2 separate regions of the Homo sapiens genome follow, and region 2 is linked to region 1. A link is a loop called in an ENCODE intact Hi-C map of the cell type or tissue named here. Cell type or tissue: OCI-LY7. All regions are shown on one strand. Links, peaks and the distances in the headings refer to the core of each region. The heading gives the core; the rest is flanking DNA.

Evidence for each region. Peaks named below come from ENCODE experiments on the same cell type or tissue, not always from the same donor. Only the 100,000 strongest peaks of a DNase experiment are listed, where the experiment ranks them.
Region 2: a loop joins it to region 1, with 2.7 times the contacts of the local background. A loop is called at or near these places in 3 of 110 quality-filtered maps.

Annotation. Positions count from the first base shown.
Region 1 is chr9:5,581,201-5,596,515 of GRCh38, reverse strand. All of the region lies in intron 1 of INCR1 (interferon stimulated noncoding RNA 1), which reads left to right. Among named protein-coding and RNA genes, the nearest start is that of RIC1, 40 kb to the left of the region's middle. RefSeq lists enhancers at 2,245-2,364, 6,424-6,613. In OCI-LY7, for the core only: CTCF peaks have their summits at 6,082 and 6,291 (motif pointing right); DNase peaks (open chromatin) are centred at 2,395, 6,305 and 9,965; H3K4me3 peaks cover 402 bases; H3K27ac peaks cover 1,662 bases.
Region 2 is chr9:5,298,373-5,313,687 of GRCh38, reverse strand. It overlaps RLN2 (relaxin 2), which reads left to right and starts at 8,972. Exons shown (of 2, transcript NM_134441.3): 1 at 8,972-9,318; 2 at 13,244-13,824. The coding sequence starts at 9,108. The coding sequence ends at 13,590. It also overlaps the pseudogene HMGN2P31. RefSeq lists an enhancer at 9,047-9,096. In OCI-LY7, for the core only: no CTCF peak of the experiment used is centred there; no DNase peak of the experiment used is centred there; H3K4me3 peaks cover 493 bases.

The sequences.
Region 1 (15,315 bases), core at 2,393-10,392:
AAGAAATGCTATATCAAGAGCACATGAACTGTCTTTGTTTGAGGCAGATCATGTGAAGTTGATACCGAGATGACTTTCTCACGTGTGACTGGTGACACTGGAAAGAGGAGGAAGGAAATTTTTTGACTTAAGAGACTCTTTATGCTAAATGAACAGGAAAACTCCCCTTCCTCCCTTGAGTAACATGAATCTTACTTGCCACCAGGCCTTTCCAGATGGGGAGTGAACAAGGCTTCATTGGCAAATAGCCAGCTTCTTCCATGGACCTAAGGGGGTTGTTAGAGAATATGCTTTATTGATGTGGCATTTAATTACAGAAGTAGGTATTTTGAGGGAGGAGGGTGAGTAGGAGGAATCAATGTAATTTTTCAACTGGAGAAATAGATTGCTGGATGAGACAGTCATGTGTATTAGAGGTATGGACTCTGGAGACAGACTGCTGTGCTCTTAGCCTGGCTTTGCTACTTACAAGCTCTGTGACTTCGGGCAAATTACTCTCTGTGCCTTATATGTAAACTGGGGACAATAATGGTATCTAGCTCATAGGAGGATTATGTTATAAAGATTAAATAAGTTAGTATTTATAAAGCACATAGAATAGTGCCTGACACATGGTAAGAACTTTACAAAAAGTGTTTGTTGTTGTTGCTGTTATTTTTACATGCCAAGGCACACATATTGACTCAAACTTAGATATTTAAATCAAACTTCAGAACTCAGCTTTAAAGCAGTTCCATACCATATGGTAATAAATTCATCTGCCCGTTATGTGGTTATCAGAGTTAGTTAGATCACTGCAGATTTCTTCTGAGAACCAGGTAAAGAGGTTAAGAAAGAGGAGCTATGTAAGAAGGAAAATGTTGTGGACAGCCAGAAGAAATGTCTTATAACTGGTATTGTAAGTAAGAAATTTTCCAGCCAAACTTTTTCAAAAAAATGATACTGAATTACTTGATAAATCATGTTCTGGGGTTTCTCTAACTTCTCCAGGTGGATTGGAGTAGGTGTGTGTCTATACACCACCAGTATCAAGTGCTTTCAGCTTTCCTCCAAGATGTAGAAACATCAAACAAGTGCATCAAAACTTTTCAATCTATTTTTAAAAATCTAGTCATGTGAGATTATGAAGTGTGAACTCTCATTCATTTAAAGTAATTACCAATTTTTACATATATCCTTAATTTTTATTTTGACATGTAAGATTTCTGGATTTTTTTACTTGTCTTGTTCCCCTGGTCCACAGAGTATAAGAGTATAGCTTGCATTTGGTTCACCTGGTGAATATATGAACACAGTTTTTCATGTGTTGATTTTCTCTAAGATTTGAAAAACTATAGCAAGATTATCTGTAAGATTGTGCCTAGTTGGTGACATTTGGAGGGATCCTTCTTTTTTGAACTCTTTTATGCTTTCTAAATTTTTCAAAAATGAACATGCATTTTAAACAATTGAAATCTGAAAAAAATTAATGTTTGCTATTTGGCTTATATTCTTTTTCTTTTTCTTTTGGTTTATTTTGGCTTATTTTCTTTAAAAAGGAAAATAAATTAACTAGCTTGACTGCCTTCCAGAAATAACCCAGGGAATAAATACATGAAGTCAGTATTTTTTTATTGCCTTAAAAAGAAAAATTTTGCAATTACCCAATTCAGTTTTTTTGTCCCCCCAACACAGGGTTTCACTCTGTTCCCCAGGCTGGAGTATAGTAGTGTGATCATGGCTCACTGCAGCCTCAACCACCCAGGCTCAAGCAATCTTCCCGCCTCAGCCTCCTGAGTAGCAGGGACTATAGGTGTGACCACCATGCCGGCTAATTTTTATCTTTTCAGAGATGAGGGTTTGTGTTGTCCAGGGTAGTCTTGAACCCTTGGGCTCAAGTGATCCTCCTGCCTCGGCCTCCCAAAGTTCTGGGATTACAAGCGTGAGTCACCATGCCTGGCCCCAAATCTTGACTCTAGCATAGGTCCTTGGGTGGTCATCAGTGTTAAATTTCATGATGTGTCAGAAAGACCTTATCTCTATTCTTTTCGAAAATGATTCCACATCACTCTGAGCAAGTCTGGTCCTAGATAAGTAGACAATCTCTTAGATGAAAAGATCCAAGATACTAGGCCCAAAGTGCTGTCAAACAGCTTCCCAGCTGTTTGCTATACTGGACCTGAGGCTATGGAGATCTAGGATTAAATTCTTCAAAGAGAAAAATGGAAATTTGGAAATTTGGATATCTTACCATACTCTGTTTTCTCTATGTGTGAATGTATTTAATTTAGGCTTTGCTTTTTCTCTCTGTGTGAATACGTTTAATTTATGTTTTGTTTTGAATGATATTTCATCCTGAAGTCACGTGATAACATGCAGTATTCAAGATTCTCAGTTCCCCTTACTGCAAAACCACAGTTGCATCTTCAGAAACTGACCTAAATGAGAACAAGGTGATGTAAGAAGACAAAACCTGGATTGAGGTTTTGCAAGATATTAGCAAGTTTCTCAGAGGAATCTCTTTTACAGTCCCAGAGTGAAATTCTGGATATTTTAGCCAAGAATTATTGGCCCCTTGCACTTCCTTATTTTACCAAGGCCCTTGACAGCTGAAAACTCCCTGCAAATCCAGTACCTACTACATTTCACACAGCATCCCACAGTCCCAGAGAGGTGCAAGTGGCTAAGTCTTGATCCCAACTCCTGGAAGCTTACAGTCTTGTCAGAGAGACAGTTACATGGCAACAACTGAGGAATTCTTGAAAAGCAGATCAGGGCTGGGCACTGTGGCTCATGCCTATAGTCCCAGCACTTTGGAAGGCTGAGGCAGAAGGATTGCTTGAGTCCAGGAGTTCGAGGCCAGCCTGGGCAATATAGTGAGACCTTGTCTCAAAAAAAGAAAAAAAGAAAAGCAATCAAATCAGCCCCATTGAAAAGATTGTATCAAGATTGCCTATCCATTTGGGTTTCCAAATTCAGCCTAAAACAAAAACTGTATCACTCTACCCACAATACTGCTGATACCAAACGTATTTTGTTTTTCCACACCAACAACCAGTTCTCCAGCTCTCCAGACACCAGCTGGATGTCCTTCAATTCAATTCACTCACTTCTGACCCTGTCTACCTGGGATCAGCATCAGACCCCACAGGTTAAGGGCTCTGTTCCACAAGACTTCTCCCACTTCAGATGTCAGTCACAAATGGTGAGTCCCAGGTTACTCACGCTTCTGTCAAACTTGGCTACAAGTTGGGCATTCCCAAGACCCCTTCCTTACATTCAATAATTTGCTATAATGGCTCATAGAACTCAGATGCTTTAACTTAACATTTACTGGTTTATTGTAAAGGATACAGATGAACAACCAGATGAACAAGTACACAGAGCAAGGTCCGGAAGGGCCGCCACTCCCCTTAGAGTTGGGGTGCATCACCCTCCTGGCATGTGAATGTGTTCACCAACCCAGAAGTTCTCCAAGCCTCGTACATAGTTTAGGGATTTTTATGGGTGAGCAAGAACTCAGAGTAAGAACTCACCACCGAGAGGATGGCACTAAGACATTCATGAGGGTTCTACTCCTATGATCCAAACACCTCCCACCCAGGCCCCACCTCAAACACGGGGGATTACATCTCAACGAGATTTGGAGGGGACAAACATCCAAACCATATCACCAGGCAACTGTTAGAATTGCAGAATATTGGGCCCCATCCAAGACCTACTGAATCAGTACCTGCATGTTAATGAGATCTCTAGGTGTATTATGTTGCACATCAAAGTGTGAGTAGCGCTGGTTTAGGTGACACCTGGTAAGAAGCAAAGGTTTGCTTTGAAGCATATTCCTTAGATATTGCTGAACACTATATTTCCCTTTATGCTTTCACAGATCTACTATCAGTTGTGCCTCAGTTATATTAACTATAATTCCCAGTTATGAAAAACAGAGACATGAGAAGAATTTAACTTGCCCATAACAACTGGCAAAATTAAAACGGAAGGAAGAGAATGCAGAATGCAGACTCCTCTGCTTCCCTTTCCTTTTCTCTCCATCTTTTTTTCTTACGACCCAGTCTCGCTTAACCTGAATCTCCACCTGGGAGTTGTAGCATTCCTAGGCTAGCTATCACTAAGGTTGGAAAAAGGAATGATCAAGAAGGCTTCAGCCTGGAGATAGTGACTGAAAATCACCCTGGGGCAGCTGGAAAATAAAAAGAAATAACCCTTAAAAAAGATGCTAGGAGGAAAGAAAGGTAATCCCATCTCTACCTGTCCTAGCTTCACTTTCATCTTTTCTGCTTTTTTTCTTTTGCCAATTCACTGTACCATTCGGTTATATAATGTATATATTGAGCACCTACTGTCTGTCAGGCACTGATACCTGCATTTTCCTAGTAACGACAGGGCTTTCTACACACTTTCTGATCTCCCTTGAGACCCTGGCCCTTCTCCAAAGCCCGTAAAAGCCACTGTCTTTCCTGTGTTAAATCTTCTCCCGCTGTGGCCTCAGGTGGCTCATTGGAACAGCAGGAACAGTTAAATCTGGAAGGCTTCAGGGTTTCTGTTATCTGCTCACTCCTCTACATGTGGGATTCTCTGATTCTTTTTCTCTAAAGGGGATATTAAGGGGGAAAATATCCAGGTTCAACTGGGGTTTTAGCACCTGTGGAAAATAATTATTGAACTTGACTGAGTGAAGGGCTGGCTGATTTTGGTGGATCCCTGAGGTCAGAGCTCAGTTGATTCCCTAAAAACCATTGAGTAATTTCCCTCAAAAGAAGATTAGGTTAAAGAGTAAGTTTGAGGTGCACAGAGGGAAACTTTGTGGGAGGGAAAACAGAAGAGAAATAACACCATTACCCCAATCTATTTCTGATAAATCAGCATAGAAAATCCATAATGTTGTAATTCTATTATCAATGGATGATAGAGAAGCATATTACCACAAAACAAGGATGATGAAGGAAAGATATAAAGGGGACATATAGTGATGTCTGTTTTGGCTTTTAAATCAAATTCCACAATAGGACTACATAAGAACCAATTTGAATGCTTACCACAAATTGGTATCTCTGCTTACATATTCTCTTTTTACCATTTTCCTACTGGTATCTGATTCTGTTAACAGTGTACCTACAGGGGCCAGGCACTTTGGGAGGCTGGGGCGAGTGGATCGCTTGAGCCCAGGAGTTTGAGACCAGCCTGGGCAACATGGTGAAACCCCATCTCTATTTCCTTAAAAATTGAAAAGTGAAAAGTAAAAATTAAAAAACAAATTTTAGAAAGTGTATGTACAGTGTCAGGGAAAGGGGAAATTTAAGGAAGAAACATGCAAATATTGAGGTTCTACTGTAGTGCCGTCAGAAGCAACTTTAATCTTTCAAATGTCACAAAGTTACATAGCAACCGTTGGAAAGAAATCTAATCTAGACCTCCAAGTTTCCCCTATTTCTTTAAATAAGGGAAAGTCTTCAGTAATTAAAGACCACTTTAAACCGGCCTGTGGGTTGCTTGAGTTAAAAAAAAAAAAAAAAAAAGAGGAAAGAAAGAATTTGTAGTTAATTGATAGGTGGACACCACATTGAGGGTCAAGTGGTTCAATGTACCTTAGAAGGAACCCATGGTAAGTCTTTGTAACTGAAAGTGAAGCAATGGGCCAGGTGTGGTGGCTCATGCTTGTAATCCCAGCACTTTGGGAGGCCGAGGCGGGCGGATCACCTGAAGTCAGGAGTTTGAGATCAGCCTGACTAACATGGTGAAACCCCGTCTCTACTAAATATACAAATTTAGCTGGGAGTGGTGGCACAAACCTGTAATTCCAGCTACTTGGGAGGCTGAGGCAGGAGAATGGCTTGAACCCGGGAGGCGGAGGTTGCAATGAGCCAAGATCGCGCCACTGCACTCCAGCCTGGGCGACAGAGTGAGACTTTGTCTCAAAAAAAAAAAAAAGAAAGAAAAAAAGTGAAGCAGTATAGTGTTTGTCAAAGCGTGATCTGTGCATTCGTGCCCATCCACAAACTGTTGTTCCTGGTCTGCAAAGGAACTGAGTGTAGAAACTTTAGAGCAATTTCACAGAATAATTTTAAGTCTATTGAATCTAATGGTTAAAAAGATTAAGTCTTCTATTTGTAATACCTTTACTTATTTAATTTTTCTGCTAAATTATTTTTATTATAGCTTTTAAAAGTATTGGTCTGTGAAGGATTGGAGGTTGAAAAAAACAAAGTAACAACAATTTTTTACCACAGTCCGTTTGAGAAGCACCCGTCTAGATTGTGCTTTCAGGTGGTTGCTTTCAGGGCTTTGTCATTGTGCAACACTAGGGGGCACCATCTGCATGGTTGTGTAACACAGCCGCCCTAATTTCTAATGACCAGTGCTAGATAAGAGGGCTGTGAATTATCCAACTGTAGACCACAGATGTGCCTTTATATGGACACATGATTTTGGATGGGTGGGGATATTTTGTAAACTTAAACTGTTGAGCCCAGATATGTAAAACAACTTGTGTTTGAAATGTCAGATTTGTATTATGTATTAACCTGGTAGGCAACTTTTTGATTCCTCAGGACAGAGAGATATCACCCCTTCTACTCCCACTGACCAAGAAAGTTTAGCTGGTTTTGCCAAGATTTGGCAGAAACTGCCTTTTACCATTTCATTTTCCTTTGTGGCAGTTTTGTAAGTGGAGAGGAAGTGTTTGAATCTGAGCCCCCTGCAGCTCCGGTTTGAGTTACAGCTTGAGGTCATTGTTCATTGATAGGCAATCACGTATGTTTGCTTAGAAACAGTAAGCATCTCTCCCAATACATTGTTCTTCTTAATTATGTTTTAATTAGGTGAATCTTAAAATACATTTTTCTTGGTGGTATGATGTAAAGAACTTTGGAGTTATGTAAGCCTGTATGTGGACCCCAGGACTGTTATAATACCTGGCTGTGTTACTTGGGAGATAGGACTCTCAGCTTTCATTTCTCATCAATAAAATGGGGATAATCCTGCCTATCTTGCCAAGGTGTTGTAAGGGGTTAAGTAAAATAATTCATGCAAAACACACCCCACATGGTACTTAGCATAGCACGCTTTCATATGTGTTAATTTCTTCTTCACTTTTATTTGGGCAATAGGCCCAAGAGAACTTAGGGGAAGGATGAATGATAAGTAAGTAAGGCAAGGAAAGGAATGAAAGAACATAGCCTTGGATTGGCAATCTGCAGTCCATTAAAGTCAGCTGGTTCAGGGCATTGTACCCCAGCATGTGAACTAATTTGCATTTTTAATGCCCATCGGCCTGATATCATGGGAATGTGCCCAGCCAATTTGGGAATATCATTCAAACCATCCACAAGGACCATGTATAGCAGAGGTGTCCAGATTTCACCAGCCTTCAGTGGGCCACACTTCTAATTAATGCCCAAATAACTTTCAGCTTCATCCCCTTATGTAACTGTGAGAAGATTAGTCTCTGACTTTTCCCAAAGAATTTCTGGAAATTCCCAGGAATTCTTACCATCTACTAATAGAGCCCCATTAAGAGTCCATCTTGTAATTCCCCAAAACAGAGAACAAGACTATCATTTAACAAAATTTTACTGAAAGAGATGTGGGAAAGAGATTTTACTGAAAGAAAATCATGAGAAGAAATAACAAGGCAGAAAAGAAAAATATAAAACTGGGCCCTGTAGAACATCCCCTACCTTTATCTCATAGGAGGACTATCTCCCCTTTATTCCCTGTCCCTCTACCTTGTGGTAGGGATCAATATTCCTACAGATAACAAGAGTCCATTGACCATGGCTCCCCTTCCCAGACCCCAAGGAAAACAGTCTCAGGGCTGCTCAGTAAATATTTGTTGAATTAATGAATGGTCTTAACCTTCCCATTCCAGATTAAGATCTTGGCTTTATATTTATATGATTGTTAAAATTTTTATTTAGATTTTTTCCCCTCAAACAATCAGTTTCAAATGTAAATTTTGAATCTCCCTTCTATTATACACTTAAAGATCTGTTAAGGGGTAAAAAAAATTTACCTTCCAGATAGGTAATTTTTTTAATTTGGCAACTTGGGAATAGTAGCTTTTCTCTGTCCTTGTACCCAACTTCTTAACTTTAACAATGAAGATTTTATGGGCCCAATGGCCCCAGCCTAAGCTGGTGCACCTTGTTACATAGGGCATTTACTGTTGAGAGCATATTTCTGAGAATCCCAAGATTTTCACTTTTGCATAAAGGCTGACTGAGTAGACTCTGTTATCCTATAATATAGCTTTTAAAACAAATTATTGTACTAGTAGCTAATTGCTCATTAAGATCTAGCTTTATGGGCTAGGCGCAGTGGCTCATGCCTATAATCCGAGCACTTTGGGAGGACGAGACAGGCGGATCACTTGAGGTCAAGAGTTTGAGACCAGCCTGGCCAACACTGTGAAACCCCATATCTACTAAAAATACAAAAATTAGCTGGGCTTGGTGGTGGGTGTCTTTATCCCAGCTACTTGGGAGGCTGAGGCAAGAAAATCGCTTGAGCCTGCAAGGTAGAGGTTGCAGTGAGCCAAGAGCGTGCCACTACACTCCAGCCTGGGCAACACAGTGAGACTCTGTCTCAAAAACAAAAAAAAAAAGATCTGGCTATATTGCTATATACTAACTGTGATAGGTTCTGTAGTTCCTCTCAATAACACTGCCAGGTAAGGTTCGTTATTTTATGTATGAGGAAACTAAGGTTCAAAGAGAACGACTTGTCTGTAGTCATGCAGCTGGTTAATGGCAGAGCTGGATTCAACTCAGGCAAGCTACCTATAGATCTCAGGGCAGGTAGGAAAGGGTTATATTAGACTCAAGTAGGAAGCTTTATGAAATTGCTCCCCACTTCCTGCTTCTCCATGATATTCTGATATGTACCCCAAATGGCTGTGAATCTTTGCAGAAGTCAGTGGTTGTTACTGACCGGAGAGTGAGGAATTATCTTCCATGTTTTGGGGGTGGTAAAAATTCTGAGAACCACCACCACATGTTACTTCTTCCATCTGCCTTCCGCTGCTTGAGGCTTCAAAATAAAGTTGTAAGAAATTCCAGCTCTTTGCCCTTACCAATATAGCCCAGGGTGACTCTTACTTAATTCTGTATATGAGTTCCAGAAAATATAGAACTCTATAGAAAAAAATGTATGGCACTTGGCTGAGATTTTCTGTTGACTTCCCTCCAGTCCTTATAAGATCACTTTTCCCTTACTTGATTGTTGTCCCCCATTGACCAAACCAGCAGGTTCTGGCCACTCCCCTCAGTGACTAAAGCTGTCAGCGTCATTACTAGGGTTAAGGCCCTGTCATGGGCTGCCCCAGCCACACACATATTCCAGCTGCTTTGCCTGTTTTAGTCATCCTGTGACATCTCTTCTTGTTATATAGGATATCATCTATGTAAAAGATGAGAGAGAGAGAGGGCTTCTGTGATCTGCAAACCCTTTGAAGACAAGGCTGATGTTTTACTATCTATCTTGGTGCCTAGTACAGTGCTTAGTACCAAATGAATGATAAAATACATGAGAAAGAACAGGATGGTCTCCTCATGATTGCACTTTCTCAGGATAGGCCTGGACCCTATCTCCATTTCCATAGAAATGGCCCTTTCCCCCAGGTTCTGGTACATGGCCCTGGTTGAGCTAATAAACAGCAACAAAAGAACTTAAAGTCTAAAAATGCTTTGAGGCCTGAAAGAAATTATCTCTGAAGGTGAAGTGTTGAGGTAGAAAGATGGAGAAATGGGGTAAGTGCATGTGCAGGGAAAGGGCAGGGACTTCCCAGCTCACCTCCTGTCATGTCCAGATGCAGCCACATACTTTGCTTACAGTGACTTGTCCTGTGTGGAGGCAATTCTTTGAGGCAAAACTATGCCTTAAAGCCTTAAAGCCCAGCCCAGAATTTCACATCAGCCCTTCTCTAGTCCTGACATTATTCACCAAATAAAAGGCAGATACTTGCTATGTTTTACAAGTTTCTTGTCTGTGTCATCAGCCTTGTTCCATCCTTAGATACAAAGAGGGTTGAAAACAGGATGTTTGAAAACAGGATGTTTGGGTTAAAAAACAGGGTTGAAGAAAAAAAGAATAATATTCAGAAAAGAATGTGGCAAGTGGACATAGTTCTTAAGGAACCCTACAAATGAGATTTGAAAACCTGGCTCATTTCATGATTCATTGACTCAAAGATTTTAAGGACATATTTCAGCTGGTAGAAAAAAGTTCACTTGAGGATAACATCTTGAGAGTCAAGTTGAAGATAAAAGACTCCTGTTTCTGGTATCTCTGTGAAACATAAACGAGGGTACCCTTTAGGACCAAGTACTTCATAGAAAGTTAGAGCTGGAAGGGGATTTACAAGCCATTTCATTTTAGTCTTCTCAGGAAACTGAGGCTCATAGGAGTTAAGTGTCTAGTTTGAAGAATTATGGGATCTTAGAGTAAGAAGATTTGTAATTCATCACCTAAGGGAAGAATACTTTCCAGAGTATCCTGAAAAATGGTAGCTCCAGGCTATGTAGATATATCCAGGAACCAGGAGGTTAACCTTTGATGAACAGCTCTAGTTGTTAGTGAATTCTTTCCATTTCTGGGCCAAATTCTTCTTCAATGTAACTTGCACCCATTGATCTTGGCTCTCATGTCTTCCCTTGATAATTCTTCTCCAGGAGAAATGCGCCCAGCTTCTTCCAATATTCCTAGTCTAGGGGTGGCTTCAAGCCCGATTGCCATCTTGGGTGCTTCCCTCTAGATCTACTCTCATTTATTCATGTCCCAATTAACAAGTCGGGCCCAGAATAGAACAAAATATTCTAGAGGTAGGCTGGCCTAGACATAGTAGGTTCCATAGGACTATTTGTTCCCAGTTCTGAACAGTGTCCTGTCAACACTGCTGAAGTTCTCCTTAGTGTTTTTGTTTTGTTTTGAGACAGGGTCTCACTTTGTTGCCTAGGCTGGAGTGCAGTGGTGAGGTCATGGCCCATTGCAGCTTTGATCTCCTTGGGCTCAGGTGATCCTCCTACCTAAGCCTCCCTAGTATCGGGACTACAAGTGTGCGCCATCACGCCCAGCTAATTTTTGTATTTTTTATAGAGACGCAGTTTCGCCATGTTGCCCAGGCTGGTCTCAAACTCCTGGGCTCAAGTGATCCACCTGCCTTGGCCTCTTAATGGGCTGGGATTATAGGCATGAACCACCATGCCCAACCTCCTTAGTTTTTAAGCAATTGGATTTCAATTCAACCTGCATTTGTACTTAGGGCACATTTGTAGTTTATGAGTATGATACTGTTTAAATTCTTTTCTATTAAATCCCCAGAACTTTTTCATATTAACTGCTAATAAACTGCTCTTCCATCTTAGGTGTGTGGATCAAAAGCAGGACCTTTCATTCTACCTCTTTGGTTTTGACCTCGTGATTCAACCTGGGACTTAATTTTTTTATTTTTTATTTTTATTTTTTGAGGCAGGGCGTCATGCTGTTGTACAGGCTGGAGTGCAGTGGTACAATCTTGGCTCACTGCAGCCTCAACCTCCCGGGCTCAAGCGATCCTCCCACCTCAGCCTCCCAATTAGCAGGGATCACAGGCACACACTACCACACCTGGCTAATCTTTGTATTTTTTGTAGAGATGGAGTTTTGCTATGTTGCCCAGGCTGGTATTGAACTCCTGACCTCAAGTGATCTGCCCGCCTCGGCCTCCTAAAATGCTGAGATTACAGGTGTGAGCCACTGTGGCAACCTGGGATTTTGAAATAGAAACTCTTCTATCCAACTGACTCTCTCTCCCTACTTTATTAATCATCATATATTATAAGCTCATCTTCTATGTTTTCATCCAAGTTACCCATAAGACAGAGGGAAAAAGACAATTTTTTAGTAGTTGCTTTGTCAACCTAACCTCTTCTCTCAACCATATTCACTTACTCACAAGGATATAAATGTACATCTTGTTGTGTGCTGTGATTAAAAATCAATATATTCTATGTCTATGGCAACTCCATGAGCTACCAAACTTGTAACTCCCTAAGCTACCAAACTGGTAACTTTTTTTTTTTCTTTTTGAGACAGGGTCTCATTCTGTTTCCTAGGCTAGAGTGTGGTGGTGTATTCACAACTTACTGCAGCCTCAACCTCCTGGGCTCAGTCGATCCTCCCACCTCAGCCTCCCCAGTAGCTGGGACTGCAGGCGTGCACCATCACACCTGGGTAATTTTTGTATTTTTTGTAGAGATAGGGTTTTGCCATGTTGCCCAGGCTGGTCTTGAACTCCTGAGCTCAAGCCATCTGCCTGCCTCAGCCTCCCAAAGTGCTAGGATTACAAGTGTAAGCCACCATGCCCAGCCCAAACTGGTAACTTTACTGAAAAAGAAATGGGATAAATTAGGCAAGTTACTTAACTTCTATAAGCCCAAGTTTCCTCATCCATAAAATGTGAATATTTGTTCTACTCCCTTTACCAGGTGGTAGTGAGGCTCAACTAGTATAACAAGACATTTGAAAATGCTTTGTAAACTTAAAAAAATTTTTTTTTGAGATGGAGTCTTGCTCTGTCGCCCAGGCTGGAGTGCAGTGGCGTGATCTCAGCTCACTGGAAGTTCCTCCTCCCAGGCTCAAGCAATTCCCCTGCGTCAGCCTCCCAAGTAACTGGTGGGCACTCATCACCACGCCCGGCTAATTTTTGTATTTTTAGTAGAGACGGGGTTTCACCATGTTGGCCAGGCTGGTCTCTAACTCCTGACCTCAAGTGATCTGCCAGCCTCGGCCTCCCAAATTGCATTTTTCTTTCCCTCCCTGCTCTCTTGGGCTACTCCTGTCCATGGGGAGCTCCCACCCACCCTGAATTCCTTTGGGTCTTATGGTCTGGTCCCACTTATCAGTCACTTGATTGCATGTAGCTTTGGTTTTTGTGGTGTATTTCTCCAGCTCACTATACATTCCTCAAACTCAAGGTAGAGCATATCTAATACATACTTTGTATTTCTCACAAGTACACAGTGCTGACTGGGGGTTTCAGAGTCCTAAGACAGAGTCTGAAACACCCTGGGGACTAGATGAGCTGCCTTTATGCCACACAGCCTTGAAAGGGAGGGGACTGTGTCAGGGTAGTCCAGTGAATCACCCTGTCTCATTGATGAGTGTAAGAAAGTAGAGGCTCTGGTCAACCTGGACTTAAACTTTCCATTGTGCTTCTCAGGGGATACAGCTGTAGCCTGCCAGACTGGCATTTTCCCTAACAGCTTTCAAATGTCACATTCCACTATAACATACTCACACACAGAAGCTGTTCTTTCTTTGTCTTCATTTTGAGAACACTCAGAAAAGTTTTTATATTTTGGAAAGACCCCTTTCATTCCCCACCCTTGAGTTTTCTGCCTTCAGGACGTTAGTTCTTGAAGACAACTCCCCAGAGCACTAGTGGAAAGATGCTGGCAGCTCCTCCAATCACATGAACCTCACATGTTCTGACGCAGCTCAGTCATGCATTCTGTGCTGGAGCTGCATGATGTTTGATTAGGCAGGCAGGATGCTGGCAAACCCAGTGCCTTTTCAAACTTTAACTTAGTACACTTTTCTTGTAGTTTCTCTTTAGATTCTCATAAAAACACAGGTGAAAGTTTGTACTTGACATAGGGAAAAAACACAAGTTGTGCATCTAAAAATTCTGCCCCAGAAACATTATATCTGCCATTTATGTGACCTTTTGATTTATAATAAGCAGATGCTGAAATTCTAAAATTTCAAAATATTTTTAAAGAATTGCTTAAAGATTTTTTTTGAATTTAAAATGTTTATTTTTTAAGCTTTTCAAATACAAGAAGAATATAAAGAAAAAAATTACCCATAATCTCATGACATTGACAAAGATAGCCACTGTTATTGCCATTCTAATTTTATAGTTGAGAAAACAAAGGAGAGGAAGAAAGGAAAGAAAATGAGCTTTTAGGGTTTTTTTTCTCAACTTTAAGAAAAAAACTCCTTAGAGGGATCCCCCAAAATTTTGTAAACAATTGACAGATATTCATATTCCTAATAACACATATTGCCAGGAGTACCATTGCTGTTTCTGAACACCATGATGTTTCTTCAGTAAGCTCTACAGAGATCTCATTTCCATGTCACAGAGGAAAACTACTTAAAATAACATTTTATGAAAGTTACTATACTACGTTACAAAACATCTTGTAAAACAGAGAAAAGAAGGAAATTACATACAACCCCAACACTTTAACAAAATCTTATTCATATTTTAGCATACTTCCTTCTGTCCTTTTTTCCCATTCTAAATTTTTTTTAACTTTTATTTTAAGTTCAGGGGTACATGTGCAGGATGTGCAGGTTTGTTACATAGGTAAACGTGTGCCATAGTGGTTTGCTGCACAGATCATCCCATTACCTAATGCCCAGCGTCCATTGGCTATTTTTCCTGATGGTCTCCCTCCTCCTACCCCCGCTTCTGACAGGCCCCAGTGTGTTTTGTTCCCCCCATGTGCTCATGTGTTCCATCATTCAGTTCCCACTTGTAAGTGAGAACATGCAGTGTTTGGTTTTCTGTTCCTGTGTTAGTTTGCTGAGGAGAATGGCTTTCAACTCCATCCATGTCTCTGCAAAGGACATGATCTTGTTCCTTTTTATGGCTGCATAGTATTCCATGGTATATATACACTACATTTTCTTTATCCAGTCTATCACTGATGGGCATTTAGGTTGATTTTATGTCTTTACTATTGTGAATAGTACTGCAGTGAACATACGTGTGCATGTATCTTTATAATAGAAGGATTTGTATTCCTTTGGGTATATACCCAGTAATGGGGTTGCTGAGTCAAATGGTATTTCTGCTGGGTCAAATGGTGTTCTTGTTGACACCACCAGGTCTTATCTCAAAGGTCTAGAAAATTGATTCTGTGAGTAAACTCAGAATTAGACTAAAAAACTGGATCATACTAACCAAACTCCTAAGGGACTTTTCTATTATAAGAAATGCCATTGACATGCATATCAGAAGTTGCTTTAAAAAGTCTATTCCTATAGAAAACCCTATATAAGAAGTCAAATTATACTCAGGTTTCTCAGTAAGCATAGACCATAGATGGGGTGAAGGATGGTGGTGGTGGCTAGAATGATTTTAATGACTAGTGTCAACAAGCTACATGACTGATGCACTCACATAGGAGGAATAGATCTGACAGGTGGTAGGAACATGTGGGCTGGATGGACAGAGACCCTTCTCCATTGGACATGCTGGAGATTCACTAAATATTTTTCCATATTGGCCTCTCTTGCCTCGACTCCATGCACACTGCTTTCAATTCAATT
Region 2 (15,315 bases), core at 4,155-12,154, 280 kb after region 1:
AAAAATAAATGACAAATATATTAGGTGATGAATATATTAATGAACCTGATTTGATCATTTCACAATGTATGCATGTATCAAATTGTCACAATGTACCCAATAAATATATATGTAATTATTATTTGTCAATTAAATAAAATAAAAAGTTTTTAAGACATAGAGTCACTGAATGGATTAAAAAACAAGACCCAACTCTATGCTCTCTGCAAGAGACTTGCTTCTCCTTTAAGAATACACATAGATTGAAATAGAAAGGTTGTAAAAAGATACTTCATGCAAAGGGAAACCGAAAGAAATCAGTGGTAGCTATGCTTAAATCAGGAAAAATAGACATTGTCAAAAACTAAAATGAGATAAAGAAGGTCATTATATAATGAGATAAAAAGGTCAATTCATGAAGAAGATATAAAGTAAATACATATGCATTCAACATCAGAGAATCTATATATTCATAACACAAATATTAATAGATCAGAAGAGATAGAGTGCAATATAATAATAGCAGAAGACTTCAGTATCTCACTTTCAGCAACACAAAAATCATCTAGATAGAAAATAAGGAAACTTGGACTTGAACTACACTTTGGGTCAAATGAACCTAACAGACATATACAGACCATTCTATTCAACAGCAGCAGAATACACATTCTTTTCATGCACACACAAAACATTTTTCATGCTAGATCATGTGTTAGGTCACAAAACAAGTCTTAACAAATTTAAGAAAATTGAAATCATATCAAGTATTTTTTGATACCACAATGTCATGAAACTAGAAATCAAATTGTTAATTTGGAGAAGGAATTGCAGAACATTCAAAAATACGTAGAAATTAGACCCCCTCCTCCTAAACAATGGGTCAAAGAAGGAAATAAAAAGGAAATTAAAAATATTTTTAGACAAATGAAAATAGAAACAGCATACCAAAACTTACGGGATGCAGCACAAGCAATTCTTTTTTTTTTTCCAAGCAAACTGTATCCAGCTTTATTAAAGATACTCTCCATAAACAATCATGGTATTTCAGGCAGGACATGGGCAGAAAATCATTAACAGTATACAACAACTTTTATACTCCCTTCTTCAACGGACTACCAAAAATTAGAAAGCCACTATAAAACCCAATGAAGTATTCATCTTATGCTCTGAACAGGGAAAGTTTAAAGTGAGGGTTGACATTTCACATTTAGCATGTTGTTTAACAACTTTTCACAAGCCGACCCTGACTTTCTGGAAGTGAAAAGAAAATGGCAGAATTTATCTGAAGATCCACAATCTAGAAACGGAACCACTTCTCTTTTGACAGCTGCCATCTCAGTGGCATCACTGGAAAGTCCAGATTGCCTGACACACTTGTAACCAATGATTGGGGGTCAGGTCCCAATAGATGTCTAGGCTTAAGGGAGTTAAGTCTACGCTGAAAGATGGAAAGGGAGAAGAAGACATAAAACGAATTTGTTTTTCCATACCACAAGGCTTTGTGCCAAGGTGGCCATGTGTGTCAAAATCAGGGGATCCCTCCTCTTGGGAGCCAAGAGGAAGTCTCTCAAAACTAGAAGGGAAAGGTGTTTTCCCCACATCAATCCAGCTTCAGAGACATTCTATTAGTGACATATGCCCCTTCCCCCAAAAACAATGAAGTGTTCTGTGTGCTAACAACATAGCTTAAAAAAAAAGTAAAATAAAATTCTGTTCATGTCCTTCGCCCACTTTTTGATGGGGTTGTTTGTTTTTTTCTTGTAAATTTGTTTGAACGAGTTAGTGGGTGCAGCGCACCAGCATGGCACATGTATACATATGTAACTAACCTGCACAATGTGCACATGTACCCTAAAACTTAAGGTATAATAAAAAAAAAAGAAAAAAAATACTAAAAAAAAAAATTCTGCATTTTTATAAAACTTGATAAAAAAATCATATTTCAAACTCTACAGTCACCAGAAGTATACAGTTATCAAAAATGCACACACTTCACTTGGCATCTCCAGCACCTTCGGCTTTCTGTGCCTGGTCTGTTTTGGCGTCTCCATTTTCTGCAGGGTTATTCCCCTCCTTGCCAGCATCAGCTTTTCCCTTTTTCCCTATGGGTATCTTCTCTCCTGTCTTTGCATGGGCGTTTTTAGGCTTGAGCTCTGGCTTTGGAGGAGCAGGTTTAGTAGACAACCTCATGATCTTCTCTGTGGTTCATCCTTCATCGTGACTTTATCTCCTTTAACATCCCCTTCAGCCTTTCTCTTGGGCATGCTGGCAGTGGTGATGTACTTAAAAATTGTATTCTTGTATTAAGAATGTGTCCAATGAGAGCCCCGGCTGTTTTCCCTATCAGCTACATTAGTTCCAGTGAGGTTTATGTCCTTCCTCCCATCACATGTCTGCTCATGCACTCATATACATGCACACATACACATACCCCGCCCCCCACTCTCATCTTGTACATGTGAAATAAATTCTTCAAAATATCTTGGTTTTGACCTTCAGTTACTCCTGTTGTTGGTCCAATCTTCAGTTTTTCCTAATCTTAGAGATTTCACTTTGTTGCAAGTTATGGTATGTCAAGAAGCAATTATTTGAGTCAGGTGATGGCCTATCATCTTAGAGTGCATTTTTTTCTCCAGCCAGATGAGCTCATGGTGAATTCTTGGACTGAGATCTAGCTCTTGCTAGAACCACATTTGTTTCTGCAAGTAGGGCTTTCCAGAGCAAACACTCAGATCTAAATCAAGAAAGGAAGCCTATCAGAGAAGGAATAAGTGAAGGTAAAACAAAAATTTTTATTTTTCTTATTCTTAATTGATAAAACAGAACACTTTGTTCAAAATAATAGTTGAAACAATGTATTAGATTATGTATGCTTATATATATCTTAGTGTATGTTTCTGTTTAAGTGACATAAATGACAGCAATGATACAAGAAATGGAAGGGAGGAATTAGAATTACTTTTTATTATAAAACACTTGTACTCCAGTGAAGTAAGTTAGTGTTATTTGAAAGTGGGCTTGGATTAATTGTAAATGTATATTGCAAATTCTTGGGCAACCTCTAAAAATAGTTCAAAAAGAGTTATAACTGATATGTTCAGAAAGGAGAGAAAAGGTAATAATATTAAAGGTTCGATTGAAGCTATGCACTATGGGGAATGGGAGCCATGCACGATTGGGGGATCTGAAAGATCTGTCACCCTAGCGAGGAAGAGACTCTAAATGATAGGAATGGAACTTCAATGGAATGTTAGTTTTTTCCTAGGAAATAAGTATAGATCCTAAGTCCTTTGAAACTTGGCAGTTTGGGCAGGGGTGTAGGGGAGAGGTACAGGGAGGAAGGGTATGAAATTACTGAAAACAAAAAGTCCTACACACAAACACAGCTTCACACACAAGAATCTCGTGGTTTTGTTCTCTTTCTAGAGTGGAAAGAATGCAAGAGCTAAAGCAGCTAACCTGCTCTACCTAAAGACCAGAACTAAATAGGGTGCAAAAAATTGGTGGAGGGAGGAATTAGGCATGATTGCCCTGGGATAACCCCAAGCCCTCTCTAAAACCCTGCTTCCTTAGACCTTAGTCCAATACAGATATTCCTCCTGCTTCCTGCACCCTGCTCTCCCATCCACAATCCTGTGGATTCCTCTTTTACCCAACACAACTACTCCACTCCCCCTCCTCAAAGATGTGACTCACCTTAAGATTGGTGCTCCTGTGGCAGCCTGGATCTCCTCACTGTGTGTCACAGGGTCTTTAATTACAGGGGCTCTGCCTTTCCCTAGTTCTAGTAATCTGGGGACTCAGTTCATTTTATACTCTGTAGCCAGGGCCTTCTAGGTGCTCCCATGCTTCCACCCACAACCCCCAGGGAAGCTGCGCACACCTCATTATGAGATCTATAAATTTCCTTCAACCCAGATGTGTTGAGCAGCCACTGTGTGCTTGCCACTGCCCCCAAAGAGCTCACAGTCTAGCAGGAAAGACCTACAAGTAAGGAGTTGTGAGTGCTGTGATAAAAGGAACAGACTGTAGAGGAACTGGGATGGGCGGTGCTGAGTGTGTAAGAGATGGTTAGCAAAAGATCCATCATGTAGTTGATGCTTGATCTGCTTTTGAAAAGAAAATAAGCAAAGAAAGAGAGGCGGAGGAGGGACAGGGAAAGGCAAAGGGAGTGGCAAGGCCGATGGTCCAGGGCATGGAATGTAGGGGAACTGTCAGGGAGTGAGTAGGACTGAGGACTGGGTTGTGGAAGAGGGAAAGGAAAATGCTCCTGGAGAGAAGACAGGAAGAGGGGATCTTAAAGAACCTTGTAGAAGCCAGCTGTGAAGTTTAGACTACATGCTAGGGGTAATGGGAAATAGCTGAAGGGGTTACAAAAGGATCATGATTTCTGTATTAGAGAGACTAATTTTCTATCAACGCTGAGCAGAGAGTGAGAAGGGATGTGGGAAGAGGTAGCAAAGAGATCCTGAGAACCATAGAACACATTATATACAGTCTGAACTGGCTCCTCTGTCCCTCTAGGAACAAAGAAGAGGAGGAGATATGTTGTAGTAGTTGGTTGTTTTAATCACCTCCTATTCACCCTGTTGGAGTGGGAGGGATTCCTGCCTTAGGATTACGCACATGGCCAAACATATGACAAGTGATACTGGCCTAATGAGACTGACAGAAATTTATTAATTACATAGAATTACAGGATGGAGGATAAGGACACTAAATGCCATGCAGGGCCACGTGGGTGTTGCAGTTGGGAACAGACTGAATAAGAGGGGCCGTGTGAGGCAGGCTTTGCAGTATCAAAAGGGTAAGGTGACCCCTGGTTACCACGAAAGGATGTGACTGCCTTCTTTGAATAATTCCAGGGCTGGCAGAGAGCTGAAACTTGCTATTCAGGAATAAGCAGGAACTGTGTCTGGCTCTCTTGAGTGGAGGGTTTTTTGCAGGAGCAGAGTGAGGGAGGAAACTTGTGGTCAGGCCATGTGAGGCCATCCCAGTTTTACCAGATGTCAGGGCAGCACATAATGTTGGGATTAATTTTAGGCCTTATAGAACAGATCAACCCTTGATGCTTTGACATTAATTTTAACCTAAATTTAGATGGAAGAGCCGGGCTCTGGGGTCCCTTGTGATGTTCCATATGTGATTGTGGCAATGGCTGGATTGTATGGTCAGAGACTGGAGAACACACGTGAGAGCCAATGCCCAGCATAACAGTAAAACCACAAACCCCAATAAAAGCAAACAGTGACATCTTATTGTTTTGTTTTTGTTTTTGAATTTCTCTGAGGCCTGGGTGATGATTACTGGGACCACCAGACCTGGCCAGGGGTGATTCTTTCTGAACTTTCTTTCCATACATACGCTATTACTTGAGTAGAAGTAAGAAGTGAGGAAAAAACTAATGAAGTTATTTATCTTTCCTAATCTCTTAACCAAGGTATTTCCAGCAGTTTGCTGAGAAGAAGACTTTTTGAAGATCACGATGGCCCTTCATTTCTTGTTTGATTCTTCTGGATAAAGCAGCATGATAACCTGAAAGGAAAGCATAAACATCTGGAGCAGTTCCAAAGGCATCTGGGGAGAGTCAGCACTGGAGGCTTGAATAAAAGTGTTTACTTCTTCTTATTCTCCAAATCTCAATGAAATAATAATTTAAAAAAAAAACTAGAAAAAAAACAGATCCAATGTAGCACCGACTGTCATTGGGATCAGGTATGAGTTGCCTGTTGTTGACAGATCATGGGAAACAATAAGAATTTTGTAGAAAATACAAAACTAGGAAAAGAGATTAGTGGTAAAATATAAAAGAGCAGGGTTTTATATATTTTAAAAATAAGTTTCTCTTACAACTGTTGGCAAAGCCCTATAGACAAAGTTGGCGCTGGAAGATGGTGCAGGTAGAAGGCCACAAGCAAAGGAATTCAATATGGGGCTGTAGAAGCTCAGAGGCCACCTGTCATCTGGGACAAAGCTGAAAGGAGTGCTCTATGAAATGGAGATTCCAACACAGAAGGACGAGGGCAATGCCCAGGAAACTTACAACTTGGACAAGACAAAGATGCACCCCCAGATGCAGAAAGCAGCTCGGCAGAGCCCATCCTGACCCACATCCCTCATCCTGTCCTCCACAAAATCCGTGGAGGCAGGGCTTCTGGACCCAGAATCTGTATTCACTGCTTTTCAATATATGACTCCTCTTTCAGTGGTACAAAGATTTCCTGTGGTAAACCATCTAGTATAAACACTCAAATAATCACTTCAATCCTTAGACTATCTAATTCAAGTGCCACTAAAGTATGCCTAAAACTCTCATAGGAAACTGATGACTGTAAGTTTATTTCTTAATAAAAATGTATTTTGCACATATATATATATACACACACTATCTATCTATCATCTATCTATCTATCTATCTATCTATCTATCTATCTATCCTCTATCTATCTATCTATCATCTATCTATCACCTATCTATCATCTATCTATCTCAGGATAGAGTAAATAACAGAAAAACCTTAAAAAGTTACTTATAAGAGCCTGTGAGAAAAAGCATCCAACCCCATTTAGCCCCTCAATGTTGCCAGCAGGCTATTCCCACCCTCCCAGGCAGCTGTGTCTAAGCATATAGACCTTCCTCTTTATGCTCCACACCTCATGGTCCCAAGAGGGCTACTTCACCTCCCTTTCTATGTCTGCTTCAGGAAGGAAAGAAAGGAGAAATAAGGCTTAGGGCTAGAATCAGGAAATAAAGGCTTTCCCAGAAACCTCCACACTTGTGCTTAGGTTGTATTAGACAGAACTGTGTCACATAGACACTGCTACTTGTAAGAGACACTGGGAAACCATGTCTAGCACTTACAGCCTCGAATGTTCCTGCTGTCCTACATTCAAAGACATTACTCTGTACATATTAACCTTCACTATTCAGATGAACTACAACTGGAACTGGATCTAGGATATAGGGAAATGAAGGAAAGGGGGCGTTGGAATCCAGTAGACATGGGTTGGAACCCAAACTCCAGCAATTGACAGCTGTATGCATGGACATATTTATTGTTTCTCCTTAAAAAGATTTCCTTTTTATTTAAAGGACTTGAAATGCCTTTTAGTTGTGCCTGTAAAGACTGTGAATCTTGCATTTGCCTGTGATCCTTAGCAGTAGGGTAAGCCCACATCTGGCATATGTGCTGGCCAAAATTACCCTGAATAAGTGCATGACAACTCTCAATCTGTTTCTTCTTTCTGTAAAATGGGAAAGCGGGCATTGTACTGGACAGTTTTAAGGACTCTATAAAACCATGTAGGCAACATAAAAAATCAAAATATCCCTGGACACTTTGGGAGGCCAAGGTGGGTGCATCACCTGAGGTCAGGAGTTTCAGACCAGCCTGTCCAACATGGTGAAACCCAGTCTCTAATAAAAATACAAAAATTAGCCAGGTGTGGTGGTGCACACCTGTAATCCCAGCTACTTCAGAGGCTGAGGCAGGAGAATTGCTTGAACCTGGGAGGTGGAGGTTGCAGTGAGCTGAGATCACACCATTGCACTCCAGCCTGGCGACAAGAGCCAAATTCTGTTAAAAAAAAAAAAAAAAAACAAAAAACAAAAACAAAGAAATCCCTGGAAATTTACATTTTTAACGACCAATTACTTTGGAGTACAGCCTTGCACATGGATTGTTTTTACAAGGACTGTCAACCCACAAAAATGTTTTCAAACCTCAGTTTTGAGAGGCCTCTCTCAAACTGCGTGTTTTAATGAAAACTCATTTAAAAGCATTGATTGCATCTGACCATCTCATAGTCTTGGTCAGGTATTTTTTGAAGAATTACACATTGCTTGGCATTTGACCAATGCTAAGTGGGCCTACTGACATCACCAGCAATCTAGAAATTAGAATTATTTGATTCCATAGTTATGTTTGTAACTAAGAGATTGTTATTCTTTTATTTCAAAGCTACCCTAATGTCCTGCATGTCTCCAGTTTATCTGATGGAGCTGAACTAATCTGAGTATATTATGAACACAAGCAAGTAAGTTATTTTAAAAAATGAACCTACTTGTACTAAAAATTTACAGGTAGAAGGGTTGTCTACTAACCATATTACCTAGAACAGTGTGGATCTTTAGAAAGTTAAATTAAATGATGGTAAAAAATCACCTCTTACCAGGTGCAGCAAACACAAAATACAGTAAACAAACAAACATATCTTTGTGCTGTAATTTGTTACCAAAATATTCTTTGTGGGATTGTGGGATTTCCACTGCTTTTTTTTCTTCTCTCTCTCTCTCTCTCTCTCTCTGTGTGTGTGTGTGTGTGTGTGTGTGTGTGTGTGTGTGTGTGTGGTATGTTCTCCAGTCTCCAGAGATGTAGATTAGAATTTTAAATTAAAATGTTCAGATAACTAGTTACAATCAAATTTATCCCCAAGAGTGGAAGGAAAGTGCAATGGAGAAATTGTTTTGTAAATTAAAGACATTACTGCACAAGCCTAACATGATGTTACTGGGGATTTTAATGTTTTTACCTGCATTCAGATTAAAAGTCATCAGTTTTCCCTGTCATCAACAATTTATTTATTCATCCATTCTATTTTTATATTTTTATGGATTGATATACCCAACACTATACTAATTAACCCAATTTACAAGATAATCTATAATCTTATTTAGGTTAGAAGGGTTTTTTGGCAAATGTTCACTCTAGAAAACTGAGTTGTAAGAATATGGGTGATCTCAAATTTGTTTCTGTGTGTGTAAAAGGAAAGGCTTCATATCTAAAATGACTTTACCTCAGTATACTAAATTGTTTGAGGGTAATGAATGAGAAGAACACAACTGTAAAAGGGCCAAGGACAGAGGGATGGGCAAATGAAGGAAAGGCAGAGAGGGAGACCAAGAGCTGAGGGGGAAAATTCTGTGGAGGGGTGTGGGAAAGGGGTGGAGCTGGCACCCTTGCCTTAAAAGCTGAGTGATAGCCCAAGGGATACAAAAGACCGCTTGAGCCGGGTAGGGAAAGCAGCCTAAAGCCCGGGACAGGCACACAGGCCCAGGTGTGTAGGCCACAGCAGCTGCAGTCCTGAAAGGCTGCAACGTCCCGACCTCCAGGAGAGACCAGGCCCAGGATGCCTCGCCTGTTTTTTTTCCACCTGCTAGGAGTCTGTTTACTACTGAACCAATTTTCCAGAGCAGTCGCGGACTCATGGATGGAGGAAGTTATTAAATTATGCGGCCGCGAATTAGTTCGCGCGCAGATTGCCATTTGCGGCATGAGCACCTGGAGCAAAAGGTCTCTGAGCCAGGAAGATGCTCCTCAGACACCTAGACCAGTGGCAGGTGAGAGCTCCCGCCCCCTCCCGGCCTTCCCGCGCTTCCCATTGGTTACTCTGGGGCGGCCGCCCAATTGGAACGGCGGCCTGCACGTCCGACTCGAGATCTCATTGGCTGCCACCGCTCAGCCCCTACTCAGCCGTGGCTGGTCCCTAAAGTTTGGGCTTTTCCTTTGCCAGGTGATTTTATTCAAACAGTCTCACTGGGAATCTCACCGGACGGAGGGAAAGCACTGAGAACAGGAAGCTGCTTCACCCGAGAGTTCCTTGGTGCCCTTTCCGTAAGGCAGTCAGAGCGACGGGGTGGAAAGGGAGGGGAAGCCTCAGAGGAGGTGACGCCGCCCGGAGACCCGCAGGAGGCCGGGCGCACTCCTGCACCCCACAGGAAAGCCAGGCGGCCAGACAGCGGGCGTGCTGGTGGGGGCACCTGAACAGGGCTTCTCGGATAGAGAGGAGAGGGGACAAACACTGAGGCGGCGCGCTAGTTATCAAGCCTGTTTGCGCGCCTGTAGGACGGGGCAACACTCTGAGGTCTCTGTGAGGGTCCCGTGATGGGAAGACAGGAAGGGCCTTACACTTAATGACTCTCCTAGTCCAGAAGTTGGGCTGTGGCCTTTGCCATTGGAAACGTTCTTTAAAATAAACAAACAGAAAATCCCAAAGGAAAGAGTCTGACCTCCCGCTTCTTTGATCTGGGTATTGAAGTTCATTTGTGAGGCAGGGGATGGAAGAGAAAGGAAAGGCTTGAATGCCTTTAGGAGAAACTCAAGAGGACCAGAGACAAGGAAAGCAGGCCGTTCAGACCATCATAGCTGAAGACCCTACTGATGCTTTCAAGCATTTGGAAGCTGCAGTGGGTTTGCTTTAAAGGCAAGCTCTTAGAGTTGAGTACAGCTCAATCTGAAATGGCTTTTAAAAATATTTTAGTATTTATAAAGTAGCAGTGGAAACTCATGGAGGTATATACTAGTCTAAGAAGTGTAACGGGTCATATTAAATTCAGAGAAAGTAACCGCAGTTGCAAATACTAAGTGTTTTGTATTAGTATGACATGTAATTTATGATAAACCGCAACTAAATTTTATAGGCTATATGCATATACTATATATAAATGACTCTAACAGAAATACATTTACTTCTCTTTTATGAGATTTAAAGTATGCTTCTAAAGTTATTTACTTTTCTACATTGTTAGAGTTTGATTTATTTAATGGCAGTTTTTACATGACTTTTGTATAACATTAGTACAAAAATACCACAACGTCTAGGAATTTAGTGATAAAAAGTAGAGAAGACCGGATTGCATTGCATTTGCTTTATTATTCCACATTTTCTGACTATAAAAGTAGTAATGCTCATATTAAAGACAAATGTACATTAATGCAGCGTGAAAAATGAGAAGCACTCGTAGATATTAAGGACTTTGAAAAGTATATGTGAATTTTATGAGAAAATGAAATTATATTAAACAAGTAAGTGGAAAGAAATGTTAACATTTGGATAGGTATATGTATATATCTTTTGCATTTTCACTCACCATTATACTTTGAGCAGTTTCTCACATTGTTATTATCCCAAAACACAATTTGAAATTCCTGTGTAGTATTTTTTGTCATAAATCTGCCACATACACTTAAGGATTCTTTGGTGGATATTTAGTTTATTTCTAAATTGTTGCTGAAAATACTTCATTAAGCACATTTGTATATAGATATGGCTACATTTTTATTTCCTTTGAAGAGACATGAGATTACAAAGTATTTTTAAAGAATTTTCTTTATTGATGTGCAGTATAATTTAACTGAAAGTAACCTCAGAAAATATTGCCTGCAGGTGGAGATTAAGACAAATGTTTACCATTACTAGGTAGGAATCGTTTTGGAAGTACATGTCAGTAATTTGTGATTAATTTGAGTTTTCAGACTTCTACTGTTAGGTAGTTGCTATTTGCTTCCACATTATTACATTGTTAGCCATCCATTTCATCCTACAATATGTGCTAAAATCATATTCACTGCATCCCTTTTAAAAATAAGATACCCTTTAAACCAGAAGAGGCCTATTTTAGTGAGATTTACATCCAAAATAATAAGTGAATAAGGGTATTTGTATGAATTCAGACAGAATATTTTCTTTGAGCCTAGGTTCCATAGCTAAAGGTGTTATGGATTATGAAATATTTCAAAACAGGTTTAAAAATATAATTTTAATAAAAGTATAAAATACACAGCCTATGAACAAACCTAATACAAACTATAACTGTTTTGGCTGACTCATTTAACTGGCTTTAAGTATATAGAAAATTACCATCAGCTTCTTTCAGTATTTAATAAGGCCCCAACTACAGAAAGTTTAGGTTGGATCAAAGAGAGGTTTTTATGATGAAATTGAATTAAACTTAGGATGTCTTACTGAGGGGAAATGCCAAAACCTCTCATTTAACCAAAAACGATATAAATTCTCATCTGTCATTTCCAGTTTAGAACATGAATGAGGGAGAGTGTTGGGAGGAAGGATGAAATACTACAGTTTGTTTTTTTTTATTCCTCTGTCAAACTCCAATTGTTGAATTTTTTTGTTGGCTAGAAGGGGAACAACTGAATCTCTTGCCAGAAAACTCAGGAAATGATCAGCCCCAGAACCACCGCTGTCTAGGTGAAGGGTCGTGGTTTCCTCTGATCAGCAGGCATCAGTGGTTAACCAGGTGTCTGCCTCCCGCACTTAGATTTACTCCCCTCTTCTCTTTATTTTCATTATTTCAAGAGTAATGCCTTGTTAATGGAGAGTTTTCCTGTCCAGGAAGAAGAGCAGCAAGACCTGATATGGGTTTTCACTGTAATTTAAACATCATCGTGTTTCTAATTTCTTTGTGAAATAAAACTATTAAGTTGTATAATTAGGACAGTTAAGGTTAGGAGAGGGTTTAACTCACTGTAAGCTTTTTGAGAGCAAGAAACATTTAAATAAATTTATATCTTTTAACTGGCAGTGCCAGAGACATGGAAACAGGTAATGAATGTTCAACTGAGCTGAATGGGTGCAAAGATGGAGGAAGATGTCAGCTGGGTGTCCAGCAGGTTCCCAGCCCAAGTCCCAGCCTTCACATTTGGCCAGCCTGGGATGCTGTGTAAGAACAGGCTCCCTTCCTAGGAGACACACAGATCTTGCATAGTGCATGATCTGCAGCTTTGGAACAAATATCAAACAGAAAACATTAGTCAGTACACATACTCCACAGCAGATACAAATCTCTTCTTAAATCAGTGATTTTTGGTTAGTGTTCTTTTAACCCACTTCTCTCTTTCATATAAAATACTATTGTTTTGGAGTAAATACTCTGGGGAAGACAAATTGTTAAATAGATGGTTAAGGAACATCAGAGACTTCTTTCTCCTGCTGATTAGATCAGAGGTGTTGGAAATTCTGCCTCTTTAACTTTATCCTCCAGGAGTAACTTCCCACCATGAAATATTCAATAGCTTAAAGTAATATCTTTTTCAAGGGTTACTATTACAACTCATAATATCATAAATCATAGCAATGGAAGAAAATGACTTAACTAAGAAGAATCCAAGAAAATGACCACTAGCTGTGGTCAAACTGTTTTCAGTGACTTACATGACTTCAGAAAGATGACAGATTAATGTCAGGGAGAGTCAAAAGTACTATGATAAAAGCACTGAGGGGATCATGAAGAGAGACGAGAGAGGACCAATGGGGTAAAGCAGAGCCTTGGTAAAATTATGGTACTTTAAGGTGTCCAACTGTAAGTAAGCTAAGTGTTTAGATATTAGGATGCTTGCTTATTTTGTTTCAATGTTTAATTTATACTGAGGCAATGCTTTTTTGTCTATGCAAACATTCATAGTTTTTCTGAGTGCTCTTTGACATGAATATACCCTCACATACACCTTTTTTTTTAAATTTAACAGAAATTGTGCCATCCTTCATCAACAAAGATACAGAAACCATAAATATGATGTCAGAATTTGTTGCTAATTTGCCACAGGAGCTGAAGTTAACCCTGTCTGAGATGCAGCCAGCATTACCACAGCTACAACAACATGTACCTGTATTAAAAGATTCCAGTCTTCTCTTTGAAGAATTTAAGAAACTTATTCGCAATAGACAAAGTGAAGCCGCAGACAGCAGTCCTTCAGAATTAAAATACTTAGGCTTGGATACTCATTCTCGAAAAAAGAGACAACTCTACAGTGCATTGGCTAATAAATGTTGCCATGTTGGTTGTACCAAAAGATCTCTTGCTAGATTTTGCTGAGATGAAGCTAATTGTGCACATCTCGTATAATATTCACACATATTCTTAATGACATTTCACTGATGCTTCTATCAGGTCCCATCAATTCTTAGAATATCTAAGAATCTTTGTTAGATATTAGGTCCCATCAATTCTTAGAATATCTAAACATCTTTGTTGATGTTTAGATTTTTTTATTTGATGTGTAAGAAAATGTTCTTTGTGTGATTAAATGACACATTTTTTTGCTGAAAAGCCTTTTTGTCTTTTTATTAACAGCATGATTATGTTGTGTTATTCTTTTTAATGCTGTTAACTTAAAATTACAATAAAACCTCTACCGCTTTAACCATACGTAGTAACAATACAGTTGTTACAATACCTAACACCATATAGTAGTAACAATACCTAACACCAGTTACATGAAATGGACCAAAATGTTTTATTGATATTAACTCTTAGATTGGATATAGATAAAGCCATAAAACTTGACCTTTCCTAATAGATTACAAAAGGTTTTTGTGTCATATTGAAATACTCATTGCAAACAATCGGATTGGACACTAAACCAATGTAATTTAGTTAAGACCATATAAACTCAAACGCTTTTTTTTCCTTTTTAATTTCCTTTTTTTCTAGTATAGTCTGAAGGGAACTCAAGTACTTTTCAAGCTAGGGTTCTGTTCTCAGTTCCAGTGTCTAAGAAACTTAAAAGTAAATTATTTTTTAAGGATAAAAAGGAATAGACATAATATAGAACAGAACAAACAAGTCCATATCATATATTACAGAAGAAATAGTATAATGAAGGAACATAATTTATGTTCACTTCTTTAGAATTTGCAAACTATTTCTGTAAGCAAAATTACTGAAATAGTATGAACACTTGTTAGAAAAGTAAACTGACGTAGTTATCAACTTAGTATTTTACTGGTTCTGTCTATTTTTTTTCTTTTTTAAAAATTATACTTTAAGTTCTTGGTTACATGTGCAGAACGTGCAGGTTTGTTACATAGATATACATGTTCCATGGTGGTTTGCTTCACCCATCAACCCATCACCTACAGTAGGTATTTCTCCAATGCTATCCCTCCCCTAGCCCCCCACCCCCAAACAGGCCACGGTGTGTGATATTCCCCTCCCTGTGTCCATGTGTTCTCATTGTTCAACTCCCATTTATGAGTGAGAACATGTGGTGTTTGGTTTTCTGATCTTGTGATAGTTTGCTGAGAATGATGGTTTCCAGCTTCATCCATGACCCTGCAAAGGACATAAACTCATCCTTTTTTATGGCTGCATAGTATTCCATGGTGTATATGTGCCACGTTTTCTTAATCCAGTCTATCATTGATGGACATTTGGGTTGGTTCCAAGTCTTTGCTATTGTGAATAGTGACGCAATAAACACATGTGCAAATGTCTTTATTGTAGAATGATTTATAATCCTTTGGGCATATGCCCAGTAATGGGATTGCTGGGTCAAATGGTATTTCTAGTTCTAGATCCTGGAGGAATCACCACACTGTCTTCCACAGTGGTTGAACTAATTTACACTCCCACCAACAGTGTAAAAGCATTCCTACTTATCCACAGCCTCTCCAGCATCAGTTGTTTCCTGACATTTTAATGATCGCCATTCTAACTGGCATGAGATGGTATCTCATTGTGGTTTTGATTTGCATTTCTCTAATGACCTGTGATGATGAGTATTTTTTCATGTCTGTTGGCTGCATAAATGTCTTCTTT